Regions from separate parts of the Homo sapiens genome. Here region 2 is linked to region 1. Evidence: read pairs that join two places in POLR2A ChIA-PET (ENCODE). Cell type or tissue: PC-9. All regions are shown on one strand.

Region 1 (5,000 bases):
GTATCCAGGGAATGAGGGTTCTGAAGAACACCCCAGGCCAGCAGACAGACCCTAGGTGAGCCTGGCAATCTCCCCACCCAGTGTCCATGCCTCCTTGTAGCCACCTTGCCCGGAGTGCAAGGCGGGTGGGACCTGTGACGTGCTTCTAACCCACAGAATGTGGTGAAAACAATGGAATGGCTTTCCCTTGACTGGGTTGCATTAGGTGGCAAAGTTGCTGCGCTGTCACTCCCATGACTACATTATGTTACGTAAGACTTAGTCTACTGAAGCAGAAGACTCTTTGCTGTTTTGAAGTGAGCTGCCAAGCTGCAAGGGGCCATGCGCCAAGCAAGTACAGGGGGCCTCTAAGAGTCAAGAGGAGACCTCAAGGGACAGTCAACAAGAAAACAAAGACTTGCGTCCCACAATCAGCAAGAGATAACTTCTGCCACAACCTGAAAGAGCTCAAAAGCACACCATCCCCCACTCGAGCCTCTGATAAGATCACAGTCCCACCCAACACCTAGATTGCAACCGGATGAAACCCTGAGCAGAGGATCCCACTAAGCTGTGCCCAGACTTCCAACCCACAGAAACTGTGAGATAATAAATGTGTTGTGTGTCAATTTGTTACACAGCAGTAGAAAATAAATACACTGGCCTGGCATGGTGACTCATGCCTGTAATCCCAGCACTATGGGAGGCCAAGGTGGAAGGAATGACTGAGCCCAGGACCTTGAGACCAGCCTGGGCAACATGGTGAGACCCTGTCTCTACCTTATGTAAAAAAAAAAAAAAAAATTTAAGACCAGAAATATACCCCCACACATCATCCCATTTGAAAGAAAAGCTTTCATCCATGCTACTTCCTTCCATGCACAAATAATGACTGGTTGCCAGAAAGGCAGCACAGGTCACTCTTCAGAACTCCAAATGCTCTTTCCAACCTACCACCAACACACATGATGCCAACCCCACTGAGACCAAGGCAGCCTCCCAAGCTCAGAGAGACTCCGAGACCAAGTTCTTCATAACTGAACTCACAGCTTCAATTATTTCATACTCAATCACTATATTCCAAGTTTTTTATAATTAACAAAATGCTGCCTTCAAGGTTACATATGCCACCAACGTCAATCCTCAGAACACTGCATAACATCCCAAAACTTACACATGTATCATCCAAATAAAAAAATAAAATGTAAGTTAAATCTTCAAACGCAAATTTGTGCTGATGATCTAGAAGGAAAGCTGGGCCCTGCCTGGCCGGGAGCTGCCTCCTTTCTTCCCCAGCTTTGTGCAGGGCCACCCCTGCCCTCTCCTCACCCCTGCTGGTGCAGTGAGATGAGGACCTCAAGTAAGGGGGTGGCAGCCGGGACTTCCACAATTCAGGGCAATCTCTGGCATCTGTTGTTCAGTCAGTAATTTTCCAACAGACCCTCTTGACTGTGACGGGCAGAGAAAGGCTGGGGAGCTCTTGGGTCGTCAGTGGGTTGGAGAGATGGACTAACTCACAGGTAGGAAAAAAGGCAATGACCACTCCACTGGAGAACAAAGCCCACAGCATTTAAGCTGGAGGGACAAGAAAATCCAATCATTCTGATGATGCAGCTCCTGAGGCTCCGTGGCCAAGCTGGGATGTGAAAGAAGACAATTCCATTCCCCTCCCTCATCACCAGGTGACTGCTGCCTCCCAGAGAGCTCCCTCATGAAAGCCCCGTAACCCACCACGCTGCACTGTTTCTATAGCAACCAGAAAGAAAATATAAAGCAAGCAGTTTCACATGAAAATTATTCTCTATTAAAATGAAATATTGCAGTCAGGAAAAGAATTTTGATAAAGAACTAGGTAGAAGACATCGGTAACATTAATGCTAATTATTTATTCACTACCCACACAAAAGATAATTTTTCCTAAAATTTTAAGATAATCTTTTATCGTTCACACTGGAAGTCTGAAAACAGTACTACAGCAAGTCAACAACAAACAATTACAATCAAAATTCTGTTCTATGCTGTGATATCTCCACGAAACACAAAATGCTCTCCCAAGTTTAAAGAGGGATAAGGAACACGAAAACAACTGACCCCGGCCAGGTGCGGGGGCTCACACCTGGAATCCCAGCATTTTGGGAAGCCAAGGTGGGTGGATCAATTGAGGTGAGGAGTTCAAGACCAGCCTGGCCAACATGGTGAAACCCTGTCTCTACTAAAAAAATTTAAAAATTAACCAGGCGTGGTGGTGGGCACCTGTAGTCCCAGCTACTTGGGAGGCTGAGGCAGATGAAGTGCTTGAAACCGGGAGGTGGAGGTTGCAGGGAGCCAAGATCACGCCACTGCACTCCAGCCTGAGTGATAGAGCGAGACTGTGTCTCAAAAAAAAAAAAAAAGAAAAAGAAAACAACTGAGCCAAACAATGGAGAAAACACAGAAAATATGCAAATTATGAGAACAAAAAAAATTCAGCCAATGCCTTCTCACATCAAAATACCAAAACTACAAAGCCAATTTCAGGTATACCAACCCATTCTCAAAAGATGAAATCAAATTCAAATGAACCTATCTTTGCCTATCTTTGACATCCCTAAAGCCACCTGTGACTTGTCACAGCCTTAATAACCCACCACAATCGGGATGGTCATATGTCCCCTGAAGTCACAGAAACAGAACTCTCAACTAGCAGACTGTTAACGTGTCCTATTATCCTCAGGTTCTTGGGTTATTCGTAGAATAGCAAAGCAAACTACCTGCTTTGTAACGATATCATTTACACATCAACATCAGGAATAAATACAAACCAAAACCTGGCCAAACCAGGAGAGGTGCCTGGACCAGGACAGGCAGACCCAACGCCTACGCTTGCTTCTAACCAGCCTGGGCAGGTGGGCAGGTTACAACACACTCCTGACTCAGCCAGGTGGGGCTCTGCAGCCTGGCAGTTACAGACACTGAGACCTCAAGCCGCAGGCACTAGCCTGCCAAAAAAGACTTCTCCTCCTTGGTCTCACAGCCAACAGTTTGGACACATATCCTAGAGGTATACTACACTTCCAGCAAAGAGATGGGGGCCCAAGGCCCACCCCAAACCACTTCATCCTCCCCTCACCACACTCTGAATCTGGTTCTCTCAGAGGCATGATGAGAGCTGGGGTGGAGAGGTGTGGAAAAGACACAGTCCTGACTTCAGAGTCCCTCTGGGCAGACTCATCTCACAGTATCGCGTAACACACAACACACGTTTATACACGGGCACAGACTGGAACACATGATATGGTAACAATCTATAATACGAGGAGCTCGTTAAGCTCAGAGATGAAAGGGGAAGTGAGTGGAAGACCACACCGTGAGCATCTATTAATAAAAGCAGACGGAGTAAGAAACAGAGAAAAAGGTTCTCCTTTGGTCTTGTCTTTCTTTGTCTACTATTTAAAACACGAGAGAATTAGCTAGTTAAATTTATATCTCAGAAAACAGGCACAATAGAAGTATAAAAGCCATCACCTTTAAGTCATTTCCCCTTTTTTTTTTTTTTTGGAGACAGAGTCTCACTCTGGTGCCCAAGCTGGAGTGCAGTGGCGCCATCTCGGCTCACTGCAACCTCCACCTCCCATGTTCAAGCGATTCTCCTGCCTCAGCCTCCTCAGTAGCTGGGATGACAGGCATGGGCCACCACGCGTAATTTCTTTTTTTTCTCTCTGAGATGGCGTCTCACTCTGTCACCCAGGCTGGAGTGCAGTGGTGCGATTCTGGCTCACTGCAACCTCCACCTCCTGGGTTCAACCGATTCTCCTGCCTCACCCTCCCGAGTAGCTGAGATTACAGGCGCCTGCCACCACGCCCAGCTAATTTTTTGTATTTTTAGAAGAGACAGGGTTTCACCATGTGGCCCAGGCTGGTCGCGAACTCCTGACCTCAGGTGATCCACCCGCTTCAGCCTCCCAAAGTGCTGGGATTACAGGTGTGAGCCACTGGGCCCGGCAGTATTTAGCATTTTAATAATAAAAATATTGGAGAGGCCGGGCGCGGTGGCTCATGCCTGTAATCCCAGCACTTTGGGAGGCTGAGCAGGTACATCACCTGAGGTCAGGAGTTCAAGACCAGCCTGGCCAACATGGTGAAACCCCAACTCTACTAAAAATTCAAAAATCAGCCAGGTGTGGTGGCAGGCAGGAGAACTGCTTGAATGCAGGAGAACTGCTTGAACGCAGGAGGCGAAGGTTTCAGTGAGCCAAGATCACGCCACTGCACTCCAGTCTGGGGACAGAGCAAGACTCCATCTCAAAAATAATAACAAAAAATTAAAAAATCAGACCTAATATTTGTTTCTTGGTATGTATTCTTTCTATTCCAATTTATTATGGCTTCAAAAGAAGCCCAAAAAATCAAAAAAGAAAAATAAAACAATGGCTTAATGAGAGGAGCGCTTAATAAACTGAAATTTTGTTTAACACTTTCAGGAACAGTTCCCAACGTTGTTGTCAGGGCACAGTGACAGTGGCCCAGCTGCCTCGCCAGCAGCACACACAGGCCTCTGGGGCCAGCAGAGAAACACTCCCAGTGCCTTCAAGAACCCCATTTTCACATCCAGGGTCCAGGAAACAGACATGCACGTCGGACTATCACCCTAGTGAGAAAGAAGGAAAGCCACATTGGGGTTGGTTTTTTTTTTAACGTCCTTCAAATCTATGGAAGACATCCTCTTCTACACAACTCATAGGAAAAAAGATCCCTCTGAGGTTAAGCAACCCGACGCCTCCACACCACAACTGAACATCCTCCTACAGCCCCCACCCGGTAACTCATTACTTTCCAAAGAGAATGGGTCTCAAGGTCTCAAGGACCCACTGCCCTCCAAAAAAGCAACCTGGACATCCTGCTGACAACTGAGCATCATACAAATGTGTCCCTTTCGTCCCCGCTGCCCTCCAACAGTCACCCCCCAGAGCGAAGCTGCCTGTACAGGCCACGTCCTCTCCTCCAGCAGCCGGCTACGCGCAGCTCTCCGGCACAGCCATCAC
Region 2 (5,000 bases), 710 kb before region 1:
CCCACTTTTATGGAAGAAGAAGGCTGGCAAGGTTGGCCCAGGGGACGGGGGGAAGCCAGCCCGCCCCCAGACGCCCCGTGCAGCGTTCACAGCAAGGTCTATGGAGGTTCACACGGGCTGCATGGCCTACCACCCCAGAGTGCCAGCACAGGAGCCTTGGACAGCAGACAGAGGGGGAAGCTGTGTGGGGAGGGGACCTGGGGGGCTCCCCCAATGGAGGCCGAGCCCGGCCAGGCCCACCTTCACCAGCCACCCTGGCATCCGGGCCTGCTCCGCACAGGCTCCCAAAACCCCAGCTGCTTCACTCCTTCTCCGCGCCAATCCCCACCTGCCCCTCAAAGGCCCCAGCGGACGTGACACCTGGTCCACGCCTGGCCCACCCTCCACAAGCAGAGGTCCTGCCTCCAGCGCCCACCACCCCACACGCCCACCTCGGACCTCGCCGGCGGGGCCTCCGTGCCCTCAGTGACAGTGACCCCGGCCGTGGCTACAGACGGCTGAGCCACGGGCTCCGCTCCCCCGGGGCGCTGGACCGTCTCAGGCTGGGATCCTGCACGGTTCTCTGTCCATCCCAATCCACCCCAAGCTGAGGACTGAGGAAGCCCCTCTTCCTGCCTCATGGACAAAGAAGAGTTGAGAGAAACTCAAGAAAAAGCCCAGTCTATACTCTCTGTCCAGCAATGAGAGAGAAAATGGATTCTAGAACACTTCACAAAGCTCTAAAAACCTCAGAGACCTTTGAACCAACCCCTGTCATCTCATGGGAGAACCCCAGGCCCTAGGAGAGCTTTGTCCAAAGGCAACAGTGGGACGTGGCCACAGGGCAGGCAGCACCCAGGGAGCTCAAGACAGGCAGGGATCCGAGGGGAACGACCCGCCTTTAAGGCAGCAGGACCCAGGGAGCCCAGGACAGGCAGGGGCCCGAGGGGAGCCACCCGTCTTCGAGGCAGCAGCACCCAGGAAGCCCAGGACAGGCAGGGTCCCAAGCGGAGACACCCGCCTTTGACGCAGCAGCACCCAGGGGGCCCGGGACAGGCAGGGGCCCGAGGGGAGCCACCCGCCTTCGACGCAGCAGGAGGTAAACGGAATGTTCCTCACCTACTTGGAGCCCGGCCAGCAGCCTGGGGCACTGAGGAGCTTCTGGACCATTTAATTAGCTCGGTGTCCAGGTTTAATTAGCTCAGTGTCCAGGAAACTCAGTTTTATGGCTCATCTGACCTACACGGGGCAGGGTCCTGCAGGCCTGGTGGCTGCTGTGGGCTGGGCACCCACCGCACCTGCCACAGCCATCTGCTCTCAGACCTGCTGGCGTGGAGAGTCAGGACACCCTCCCGGACACACTCAGCCCGCAGCCCCTGGAGGGGTTTGCAGGGCAGGGTGGGGGTCCGTCTGTGAAGAAGGTGACTGTGCAGGAACAGAGGGTCAGCAGGCACCTGCTGCACACAGCCACGTGGGTGGGACTGGGGGAACTGTCTCTGCCCAGGGAGCGGGGCAAAGCCCACAGGGTCCTGCAGGCATCAGCCCCTGGGATTCTCCCACAAGCCAGGGGTGACTCCACCACGCCCATTTCACAGATGAGCACACAGAGGCTGCAGGAGGGGAGGGTTCCCCAGGTGACCTGCTGGTGGGTGGAACAGTGGCACCTGCACATCTGGGCCTGAGCTCTTGTGGCACTGCCCTGCCCAGGAGGGCACCAGGCTAAGAGTGACTTGCAGGGCACGATGGTGCTGACCAAAGGCCCAGCGGCACGGCCCGAGGCAGAAGCAGTCTGGTCCCAAAGCCGCCGCCTTCCGGTCCCCACACCATGGCAATGGTTGTGCTTGCGGGGTGGGGGCGGGTGAGCTGGGAGGTGCCTTTGCGTTCTCCCCGATGCTGCTCAGCATCCCATCCCCATCTTCATGGTACTTGGGGTCCGCAGTGAACGACCCCCAGCATGGCAGGAGACCAAGCAGAGATGAGAATGCCCCACCCCACGCGTGAGACATCCCCCACATCGGGGCCTGGGTGGCCCTTCCCCCACTTCCTCCTGACCCTCCCCACTGCCCTCCGCACCTCCCCCTCCCTCCCAGGGCCTGTCCTTCCCCACAGACGACCAGCAGCGCTGCCAGGGTGTGGAGGCCTCAGAGTTTTTCTGTGCTGGGCTCCCCTGCAGGGTCAGGGATCTGGGACTCATCCCTCAGCAACAGAGAAGGGGACAGATTCCAGGGCATGGGTGAGGCCTGCGTTCCACACAGAGCAATCCCCTGACTCTCTGCGCAGGTGGGTTCCTCGCCAGCCCCCGCAGCCTCTCCAGAAAGGGAGGAAACCAGGGCTTATCTGGGCAGCCATCTCTGGCGCAGATACAGGTAAATAGGTGGGGGACAGTGGGTAGAGGGTGTGGCCCCAGGAAGGACGCAGGTCCCGGAATGTCTGACGGAGCCGACCCTATGCCCCCACTGTGCCCTGGGAAGGGAGCTGGGTCAGGCAGAGCCACCTCTGTGAGCAGCAAGGTCTCCCTCCCGGCCCACCCAGAGCTCAGGGGTCTGGGCAGAGCCCAGCTGAAGAAAGGGCCCCCGCTGGCCTTTGCACACAGCAGGCACTCAGAGGGGCGGTGACAAAGTAAGACCTCCCACTCAGCTCTCCTTCCTTCACACACCATGGCCTCCCCCACCTGAGGTCAGTGATGGGCACTTTCCTGCCACCCTTGGATCGGCCCTGCCCACTGGCCCCCATCTGAGCTGCAGGCACTGCCCTCCTGGATTCCTGCTGCTCGACAATCCCGGGGACGGCAGGACCCCCTCCAGCCCCAAGGAGAGGATGTGTCTGGGGAGGAGAAGGGGCTCCCAGCCAAGCGGCCAACCCTGACTGCCAAGGGTAGACCCCCAGTGGTGCCACGGCCAGAGGGGTTTGCCAGGTCACCCGTGGCAGCCAAGGCAAGGAAGGGGCAGCCTCTCGGGTCTCCCGGCAGCCCACAAGTGCTGTGTCGGCCCTGACCCTGAGCTGTGTGCCAGGAAGTGGCTTCTGTTGTGCCACTTGTCAGACGGGGAAACTGAGGCACGGTGGGCTTACAGGGCACTGTGTGGACAGTGTGGCCTCCCACAGCTTCAGCCGCCCTGCACACAAGCCCTGACCAGGCCTAGCTGAGAAGGACAGCCACAAGGTGGTCCCTCGGCCAGCAGCTATGAGTTCACAGGTCCCACAGGCTCTTTCCTGAGACCCCCAGTCCCCAATACGCCCGAGCCCCCACCTTATACCCAGGAGCTCCAGGCTGCAGGACTAGGAATTGGCAGCTCCCTAAGAACCACAGCTTTCCATGAGCAGCCATCATGGGGGTAGCCCGTCCAGAGGGTGCAACCAAAACAGTCTGGCCCTGGGGCACTTGGACAGGGTGCAGGTCCAGGGGTAGAGCCAGAGACACCTGGCGTTCCAGGTCATGATTCAAGCCTGCCCAGGGGCCAGCTGGTGAGCTAGCAGCCAATGTCCTCCGGAGATAGGGATGAGACGCAGGGCCGGCTCCTGGCGGCTCAGGGCACTTACGGGGGCCCAGTTCCTCTAGGAGGGCCCTGCTCGAGGTCTCAGCCTGTGAGCAGCTCCTGTGTGAACAGGGCGGCCCAAGGCAGAAGCTGGAGGTGAGCAGAACCGGCTCCAGACCAGCAGCCAAACCCCTGCTTCTTCTCTGGGATTCTGTCTCTTCATCTAGAAAGTAGCAGTGGGCCAGGTATGGTGACTCCTGCCTGTAATCCAGCAGTTTATGAGGCCAAGGCAGAAGGTTCGCTTGACCCTGAGAGTTCAAGACCAACCTGGGCAACACAGGAAGGCCTCATCCCGATTTAAAAAACAAAACAAAACAGAACAGAACAGGAAGGCACTGACATGCCTCGTCACCTGGAGCTGCCAGCCAGGGTCTGGCGTGATACAAATGTGCAGAGTGAAGAACCAGGTCAGGGCAGCACTGGGTAACAGCCGGTAGGTGCTCCCTGACACTCTCTGGCTGACCCAGGGAGTGGACAGCACATTCCAGAGGCCGCATGGACCACAATGATTACATTGATTAGCATGGAAGGGCCGATGTTAAGGTCTGGGTAAACAAGGTCGCTCTGTGACCTGGAGCTGGCCCCGCCCCCAGCATTCCAGACTAATTGAGAGGGTAAGATTCCTGAAATGAAGGCTTTGGAAGCTAGGAGGCAGCTCTCCGGGCTCTGTGAGGCCGTCACAGCCATCCTGCCCCAGGCACACCTGTACACCTGCACACAGGGTCGGCACGCAGGGGGTCAGGTGTGGTTGGAAGCCCGTGGTTCAGAGGGGTTTCAGGAGCCCACAGCCTCCTGGGGGCCAAAGTGCACGATGAGCCACAGTTAGCACCAGATGCTGAGCTGGGTCCTCAGGGAAGGCTTCCCCGGGGGGCACCAGAGCAGGACCCAGTGGCAGGAAGGATCTGGGAACATCAGATGCGAAGGTCCTGGGGGAAACCCAGAGGTCATGAAGCTGCGGAGGGTGGGGCGGGGTACGAAAGGGGATGTGCCTTGAGACACGGGGTCTCGGCCACAGGAGATGGGGTCCTCTTGAAGCCCCAGCAGCAAGCACGTGGCAATGCCCTCCCGGCGCCCAGGTTCCATATAACCCATTCTCCAGAGCTGAAGTCCACACCACCAGCGTCGCTGGATCCTGAGCAGGTAGATTCTTAGGCTGAGGTTCATCCAAACCCAGGCGCCATGTTCTAAAGTGTCCTCTGGGAAACATGAACGTGCTCTCCAGGCAGAGATCACGCGTCGACATTCCCCTGCCAGGCCGGGCGCGGTGGCTCACACCTGTAATGCCAACACTTTGGGAAGCTAAGGCGGGTGGATCATGAGGTCAGGAGTTCGAGACCAGCCTGGCCAACATGACGAAACCCCGTCGCTACTAAAAATACAAAAATTAGCCGGGCATGGTGGCACGTACCTGTAATCCCAGCTACTCGGGAGGCTGAGGCAGGAGAATCGCTTGAACCTGGGAGCCTGGGATCCCAGTGAGCTGGGATC

Evidence for each region. ChIA-PET counts read pairs that join two places held together with the same protein. Peaks named below come from ENCODE experiments on the same cell type or tissue, not always from the same donor. Only the 100,000 strongest peaks of a DNase experiment are listed, where the experiment ranks them.
Region 2: POLR2A ChIA-PET joins it to region 1 with 35 read pairs; 1 of 35 experiments calls an interaction of 5 or more read pairs at or near these places.

The regions. Positions count from the first base shown.
Region 1 is chr16:89,473,695-89,478,694 of GRCh38, forward strand. The region is part of intron 1 of ANKRD11 (ankyrin repeat domain containing 11); the gene reads right to left. Among named protein-coding and RNA genes, the nearest start is that of ANKRD11, 14 kb to the right of the region's middle. In PC-9, no CTCF peak of the experiment used is centred here; DNase peaks (open chromatin) are centred at 197, 627 and 2,887; H3K4me3 peaks cover 280 bases; H3K27ac peaks cover 4,211 bases.
Region 2 is chr16:88,759,706-88,764,705 of GRCh38, forward strand. The region is part of intron 1 of PIEZO1 (piezo type mechanosensitive ion channel component 1 (Er blood group)); the gene reads right to left. Among named protein-coding and RNA genes, the nearest start is that of PIEZO1-AS1, 19 kb to the left of the region's middle. RefSeq lists enhancers at 3,512-4,271, 3,876-4,170, 4,272-5,000. In PC-9, CTCF peaks have their summits at 3,910 and 4,163; DNase peaks (open chromatin) are centred at 1,126, 2,296, 3,436 and 4,116; H3K4me3 peaks cover 3,443 bases; H3K27ac peaks cover 4,266 bases.